Regions from separate parts of the Homo sapiens genome. Here region 1 is linked to region 2. A link is a contact called in ENCODE Hi-C data. All regions are on one chromosome and are shown on one strand. The core of a region is the stretch at or near the end of the contact, and the rest is flanking DNA. Distances in the headings are between cores, read along the strand shown.

Region 1 (4,227 bases), core at 1,644-4,143, 160 kb after region 2:
TATTTTGAGAAATAAATTGGAAAAAAATATTTTAAAATGTTTAATTTGCAATATACATAATACTGGAATTGAAATGCTGTCTGATGGAAATGTTGCAATGTGGAGTAGGAGGGTCAAGTTCGTGAAGATATTCTTAAAATTAATCTTGGAAACTCTGTGCCTATGAGGTTTCTCTAAAGTGGCTAAAATATGCATTTAATATGTTGTCTAAATGAGTACATTTAATTCTAGAGACTGTAAGGAGTAGAGATTATATGCTTTGGGGCTTTTTGTAGCATTTTTTTAAAATCAGTTGTACAGATCCCATTAAACGAAATTGTTTCTTAACAGCAAGAATCTGATCATTTAACTAGTTTTCTCAGCAATATAAAAGGAATACAACCTCCACTGTCATATATAACTTGTTGTCTCCTAGCTCCTATTTGAATTCCATTGGCTTTTATAGAAAGTTATTGAGTTAGTCAGACAGAAGGATTCATGATATATAATTTGTCATTTGTTATAATGGGATTTTCTTCTATTCCATTGTGGACTGCTACCCTCACCTAGGATAAAGCAGATATGGTTGCTATGAATTAGACTGTATCTAAGCTTCAAGAAATATGAATAATGCATTTAAATCCAGAGAATCATAGAATTAAAGGAAATCTTAGAACTAAGAATATATATAATATATATATATATTTCTTAAGATGGACTTTTGCTTTTGTCACCCAGGCTGGAGTGCAATGGCGCCATCTCGGCTCACTGCAACCTCTGCCTCCCAGGTTCAATTGATTCTCCTGCCTCAGCCTCCCGAGTAGCTGGGATTACAGGCACGTGCCACCACGCCCAGCTAATTTTTGTATTTTTAGTAGAGATGGGGTTTCACCATGTTGGCCAGGCTCGTCTCAAATTTCTGACCTCAAGTGATCCACCCGCCTCAGCTTCCCAAAGTGCTCAGATTACAGGCATGAGCCACTGCGCCCAGCAGTACTAAGATAAATTTAACCTTCTCATTTTAAAGATGAGGAAATTAAACCAGGACCTAATGAAGGAAAATGGCTTATCCAAGGCTACGTGGTTACTGCTAGAGCCAGGATAAGAATGTGGGTTGTCTGAATATTGTGTTTCTTTCACTCTTTCGTATTAACTATTAGGCAAACTTTCTGTCTGCCTATTAAAATTCAAGTCTGAATGCCCTTCTTAGGCCCCAATCAGGATATCCAAAAGCCACTTGCACAATAATTCGACCGTGCACTTGTTAAGTTGTGAAGATGAACGAAGTAGCAACTCAAGGAAACGTCAACCAATGGTATGATTTCACATTAAGTTGTCTAATTTGCTTTGTGGTGGTGGGTTCATCCCGGTACTACCCATAAACGAATCAGTAAATGAGACTTAGTTTCCAACCTTACTTCCCGACTAGACAACTGCATGAAAAATTGGATAGCGAATTATGAGTCCAAGTTCTATAGCTGGCATAGTCCTCATGCTTTAGCCCCAGCCTCTGAGCTTAGCAGAAGACATTTTGGGTCCTTATATATTGCTAGTAGGATTGTATAATTCTTGACTGTGTTGCAGAATCTTACAGGACTACAAAACTTACCATGATGTGTCTTATAAGGAAGACTTGCCAGGCAAATTTTCGGGCAAGCCAGCAAAATAGTTAAAGTAAGAGTAAAGAGGAACACGTGAATGATGGGGAGTTGGTCTAGGAAAATATTGTGAGGAAAATAAATGAAATTCTATGGTTAGCCCAAATAGACAAAGATAGCTTCTTCAACCCTAAGATCTATATCAGACAGATTCAATAGTAAAGATTATTAGCCTAAAGTTTAGTCTCCCTTGAAATTGTACATAGAATGTTTGTATATAAGCCATATAGTCATCATCTATTCACTGTGTCTATGATATTGAGAAGCAGCAAAATTATGCAATAATATAGACTTTGTATTTTAAGTGCTAGAAAATGAGATAAATGTTATCAGTTTGGGTGAAAAAGTAGAGAGTAGGGGTAAAAGCTGGACATTGCAAAAGGATTGGTTTAAGAAATACTGTCTAAGGGTTAGCTGTCAATGGTTGGAGAAGAAGGAGATCCTCCTTCCTCTCACCCATACATTTTTTCTTCTTTCCTCTTTTTCAATGATCACAGACCATTGGGTCTCTGCAAATCCACATTTTCACAGGGAGGAAGTCGGAAGTAATTGGAGCGACGGAGTCTCCTAGGGGGCAGACCAGCCATCTGACGGCAAAGCTCATCTAGAAGAGAAGCAGAACATCATGGGAAGAGAATGCAGAAGATAACAAAGGCTCTTGTTTTAAGGGATAGAGAAGACTTTTCAGTGTGGTGTAGTGAAAAGGTTGGAGAGAAAAAGATCCGGGTTTTAACCAGCTCTGCCACTTACTTTAGTTATTTGCCACTTCCTAGAAAGTTTCTTAAATTTTATAAACCTCACTATCCCTTTCTGTAAAATGAGAATTAAAATACCTACCTCAACAGTATATTTCTGAGTATTAAAATGAAATCATGTATGCAAAGTACCTAGCACAGGTGAGCAGTAAATGTTAGTTTCCTTTATATATCCAGCTGCCAATTCTTCTAATCATGGATCTATTAAATAGAAAAATGAGATCCAATCATTCAGTATACATTTACGTGCTTACTATGGGCAAACAGCTAACTTTAGGAAGTCCCTTGAGATACTTGAAAGTGCCTAGAGTCCCAAATACCCATCCTCAATCTCAAGGTGCTTCCCTTGCAGGTGGCTTGCACAAAGCCAATGGGGGCACACAGCAAGTTTCCTTCTGCGAAGTTAACTACAGCTCTTACTCAGGAACTCAGCACAAAGCGGGCTGCTGAGTCAGAAATGGCTTTGTCTGTGGTGTTTTCACCAACCACAGCCATCGTTCGGGGCTGGCCATGGGGAAGGTGAGAGTATCTTTGTTTCCACCATGTATGGTCTACAACCACACATTTTGGGCCCTCGTAATTGCCCCATAACATCTTTCTACCTTCTTCTACCTGAAATGTCACAGTAAGAAATGTTCATTGTTCTTGGAATTGGTGAACTATTTATAACATAGCTGATTTCTAAATGTCCCATCTATTTTTTATTTATAGGCCCTATCCAAACCTTACTGTCTCCAAATTAGTGCATGTGCGTGTGTATGTTTTATTTTTAGTTATGAACATGGCTGCGGACTAGCAGAGTCTATTATCTGTAATGGCTGACTTGAAATTTTCCCTAGAACCCCAGTGAATGATCTTTAAAATAGCCAGAGTGTCAGAAAGCTCTCTAAGTAGGAGACACTGTGGGGTTACAATCTAGTAGGACAGGGATCTAGGGGTACTTTTCTTAGGGTTATGTTTGTATATCAAGCATACTGCTTTATGTAGATTGTTTATTTGAGATAACTTCCAGCAGGAGCTGATGGACTCTAAGGGGGTAGCCTGAAGCCCTCCTCTAGTACCAGACTTTGGATATAGTAATATCATGTCCCTATCTACCCTTCTCATAACTGCTTCTCTCCATTAAACATCCAGACATCATCTTACCTTTCATAGCTTCGTGTTCCTTACAGACAAGACGAGAGCAGATCTCCTTGTTGACGATGTACATACGTCGTAAACTGCAGACGTCCCAGTGTCATAGGCAAGGAAGGAGATGGAAGAAAGCCTTGAGAGGAGAACTCACCTGGGTCTGGGATGCCTCTTCAACTCTCATATTCCCCACTTTCCCTATCTGCTTTTCCCCAACTGTATTTTCTTAAGTATTTCAGACTTTTGCCCCCCAACTGGAAAATAGGGGAGGGAATGGTATTAATTACTCTTCTGTTTTTTAAATTTTATTTCAATAGTTTTTGGTGTACAGGTGGTTTTTGGTTACATGGATAAGTTCTTTAGTGGTGATTTCTGAGATTTGGGTGCACCCGTCACCCAAGCAGTGTACACCGTACCCAATGTGTAGCCTTTATCCCTCATTCCTCTCCCACTCTTTCCCCTGAGTCCCCAAAGTCCATTATATCATTCTTATGTTTTTGCCTCCTCATAGCTTAGCTCCCACTTATAAGCGAGAACATACAATATTTGGTTTTTCATTGTTTAGTTACTTCATTTAGAATAATGACCTCCAGCTCCATCCAAGTTGTTGCAAAGGCCATTGTTTTAGTTATTCTTCTTAGTGACACTTTGCACACTCTACCTAAAGTCAGGCTTAATATTCCTCCCCACTATTTTCTACCTTA
Region 2 (4,155 bases), core at 1,355-3,854:
GAGGTGGGAGAATTGCTTGAACTCAGAAGGTCGAGGATGTAATGAGTCAAGATTGCACCACTGCACTCCAGCTTGGGCAACTGATGAAACCTTTTCTCAAAAAAAATTACAAATTAAAAAAGGCAGCATATTGGCTTCTTCAAATAATCCGCTTATTTAATCTGTGATAAGATCAGAATTTAATCACAATGAAATTTTACCTTGTTTTTGATTATTTTAAATTATTTTAAAGTCAACAACTACAAACATACATTTCCTCATGCAAAATTAATACATTTTACAAAAGGCTAAAATTGATTTGCACCTCAACCCTGTTACCATTCCCAGCTACAAATATATAATCAATTTATTTTCTAGTATTTCATATTAATGGTCTGAGAGGCAGTGGGAACTATAGAAGTTCTCAGTCATGCATTCAACTGCTAATGTAATCTGACACTGAAAATTTATTCCAGTGAGTGGGCAAATAATCGTCAATAGTACATATAGGGAGAGGAGAGGTGGGGCAGCAAAAAGGGTGCATCCACCCTCATTTTCCCTATTTCAAGAGTTAAAAGTCATTACTTTCTGGGATTGGTGCAATCTTGACTCACTACATCTTCGACCTTCAAGCAATTCTCCCACCTCAGCTCCTCAAGTAACTGGGACTACAGGCATGCACAACCACACCCAGGTAATTTTTGTATTTGTAAGTAGAAACAGGGTTTCACCATGTTGCCTACGCTGGTCTCAAACTCCTGTCATAAATACTGCCTGTCATAAATCATTCTCTGCTGACCATTTCTCTTGGAATTTATTGGAATTGTAATAAATTAAGGAAATGTATGACCTGGTATCTAGTTAATGCCTAAAACACTTCATGTTATCCTTTGCCCAACTGGCTAATAACAAGGCTGTGATAAGTTTAAGGTAAGGCTTCTCAGTGATCCAACCAGCTTCCCCTTTTATAGTAAGGAATATACTTTGAAAATGTAAATATAACATGTTTATTGAATAGTGAAAACAACTTTCTGTTTTGTAATTTTTGTATGAAACAATCTTTACACATAAACTCCATCTCCAGAGTACTTCCGAAATGTAATGGAGTCTGCTCAATTGTGGGTAGGAAATAACAGCAGATCTTCCAGTGTGTGGAGGGTTTTTCCCCGAACCACTACTGACCATACAATTACATCTCTGGACACAAGCATGACTCTTAATGTTTATGCATGTTCAGTTGTTTCTTATTACTTTTGCTCAACCTATCTAACCTTTTGAGATTTTGACTACTGATTCTGATCATAGGAGATCATTCCACTCCATTGTATGTCATCTCAGAGCTCTGACCAATGTGCCCTGTATCTAAGTAAATGAGCTGGTTGTAATGTGTACACATTTTCTAAGAAAAATTTTTGCATAAGCAGAAACACTGGGATGAAGTAGGAGGTTTGGGGCTATCATTTCCACTTTTTGACAATTTTATTTCCTTTGAGGTTTGTCCCCAGAGAGCTTAGTAACCATGTTTGTAGTTACATGAGTCCATCTTTTGGCTACACTTGCTCTAGGCTATCAAAATTAAATTCTCCCTCACATAGATTCCGAATGAAAGCTGAGAAATATGAGTCCACGATTTGGGGAACCAAATCTTGCTGATGGCAGAGCTCTAGGTTTAAGATCCACAAATGCTTTTGTGTCTGAGATTCCCCAAGCTACATCAACCCTATGCTTGTGGGGCCTGGTTGTTCTGCTCTACGGATTCTGGGAAATGCACAAGCAGCCTTCCTATACATTCATTTTTCATTAGCAGCTTTTAGCAAGCTTCTTTCTTTTCTTTTCTTTTCTTTTTTTTTTTTTTTGAGACAGGATCTCACCGTTGCCCAGGCTGAAGTGAAGCGGCATGACCATGGATCGCAGCACAACCTCCTGGGCTCAGGTGATCCTTTCACCTCAGCCTCCCGAGTAGTTGGAATTACAGGCAAGCACCACTACGCCCAACTAATTTTTTGTATCTTCAGCAGAAATGAGATTTTGCCATGTTTTCCAGGCTGGTCTGGAACTCCTGGGCTCAAACAATTTGCTTACCTGGGCTTCCCAAAGTGCTGAGATTACAGCACTGAGCTACCATGCCTGGCCCACAAGCTTATTTCTATCACTTACAAATGAAAATATAACACAATACACAAATTATCTAAATAACAAGAAGTAGGGAAATGATAACCTGAGATGGATTAGAATGAAATATAAAGTTATAGTGGTTTGGGGAAACGACTGTAACCTTGAAAGGAAAGTTAAGTATGTCCCTGACTATAAAAGAACTAGAGATGTAAATGTGTAATCTGTGTTTCCTAAGGAGTTCATCTCCTACATATATACCCCATCAGTAGCCTGGAAGTATGGATGCTGTCTCACTACTTGAAGACATTTCTTCTATTTAAAATGTCTCTGACTGCAGTCTGCCCTCTAGAATGTGTCAGAAGTACTTTTGGAAAGAAAAATGGATCTTTACTGTAAGTCTAGACATACTCACTTGTAAACATTTCTGAGTTACCCTGGCTGAGAAGCTTATTACCCCAGATCACTATTCTTTACATTTTCCACCCAAAGAGGAAGCTGTGGGTCCCTTTTGAGTCACTGAATTGCTGCTGTGGTTTCCATCTGGCTTGCTGATACCAGTTTCATCACCACGACCCTTGGTATACATCTGTTCCTTCCTCTGCTTCTTACGCAGTCTCCTTTTCTAGTTACTCTAGTCATGAATCCCAACATTTGATTGCTAGATATTTTCTGATGTTTTTAATTTATCTGTTAGTGTTTATTGGTGGTTTTTTAACTCGTAAGATGTCCTTTTTTTCTCAGAGGATTTTAACCTAGAGGTTACCAATATGGGCTTGAGTGTTATGAAGCCTAAATCTGAATTCTGGTTCTGGCATATTCCAGCACTCTTCAGGAGCTCAGGCAAGTTTTTAACTTTTAAAGTGTTGGGTATGTTATTTGTAAAATGGCAGTAATAGCATTTTCCTCATTTTGTGAAAATTAAACAAGTTAATTACCATTCAGGGCTTAGAGCAGTGCCTGACATATCAACATATGTTACCTATCATTGCTTTAGAGGTACATCTTTCATAATGCTCCAAAATTAGAGCTAGCGTCAGCTGGAACTCATCTTTTTACTGGTATATTACTTAGGATACTTGTATTAAGTTGTTTTTTTTTTTTAATCAAGGAAATTCTTTTTTTGTCCTTCTCCATGAATTCTCTGTGAAAACACCAATATTTAAATTAAAAAATGCTCAGAGATTTTCTCTAGCAGACTAAATCTTTGCTATTTTTATTTTTTATACTTTAAGTTCTGGAGTACATGTGCAGGACATGCAGGTTTGTTGCATAGGTAAATGTGTACCACGGTAGTTTGTTGCACCTATCAACCCATCACCTAGGTATTAGCCCAGCACGCATTAGCTCTTTTCCCCAAAGGTCTACCCCCTCCCTATCCTCCCCTGACAGGCCCCAGTAAGTGTTTTTCCCCTCCCTATGTCCATATGTTCTCATTGTTCAACTCCCACTTATGAGTGAGAACATGCGGTGTCTGGTTTTCTGTTACCATGTTAGTTTGCTGACAATGATGGTTTCCAGCTTCATCCATATCCCTGCAAAGAACATGAACCCATTCTTTTTTATGGTTGCATAGTATTCCATGGTGTATATGTGCCACATTTTCTTTATTCAGTCTAACATTGACGGGCATTTGGGTTGGTTCCAAGTCTTTGCTATTGTGAATAGTGCCACAATAAACATACATGTGCATGTGTCTTTATAGCAGAATGATTTATAATCTTTTGAATATATACCCAGTAATGGGATTGTTGGGTCAAATGGTATTTCTTGTTCTAGATCCTTGAGGAATTGCAACACTGTCTTTCACAATGGTTGAACTAATTTACACTCCTACCAACAATGTAAAAGCATTTCTATTTCTCCACATTCTCCCCAGCATCTGTTGTTTCCTGACTTTTTAACAATTGCCATTCTAACTGGTGTGAGATGGTATCTTACTGTGATTTTGATTTGCATTTCTCTAATGACCAGTGATGATGAGCTTTTTTTCATATGTTTTTTGGCCACATAAAAGTCTTCTTTTGAAAAGGGTCTGTTAATATCCTTCACCTACTTTTTGAT

The links. Hi-C counts contacts between places; a loop is a spot of excess contacts on that map. Pooled maps may share reads with other maps.
Region 1: a loop to region 2 is called in a map with no recorded cell type, with 13 times the contacts of the local background. The contact joins two enhancer-like sites. A Hi-C loop is called at or near these places in 12 of 37 single-sample maps with no recorded cell type and 15 of 50 pooled maps.

The regions. Positions count from the first base shown.
Region 1 is chr12:8,645,963-8,650,189 of GRCh38, forward strand. It overlaps MFAP5 (microfibril associated protein 5), which reads right to left. Exons shown (of 10, transcript NM_003480.4): 9 at 3,539-3,612; 10 at 1-2,241. The coding sequence ends at 2,129. Among named protein-coding and RNA genes, the nearest start is that of MFAP5, 15 kb to the right of the region's middle. RefSeq lists an enhancer at 1,915-3,114. Within about 2 kb of position 2,894, at least 2 of the 41 ENCODE cell types and tissues checked have a DNase peak (open chromatin) inside an H3K27ac peak, as active enhancers do.
Region 2 is chr12:8,490,692-8,494,846 of GRCh38, forward strand. No RefSeq gene overlaps it. Among named protein-coding and RNA genes, the nearest start is that of CLEC4D, 21 kb to the right of the region's middle. RefSeq lists an enhancer at 2,385-2,434. Within about 2 kb of position 2,605, at least 3 of the 41 ENCODE cell types and tissues checked have a DNase peak (open chromatin) inside an H3K27ac peak, as active enhancers do.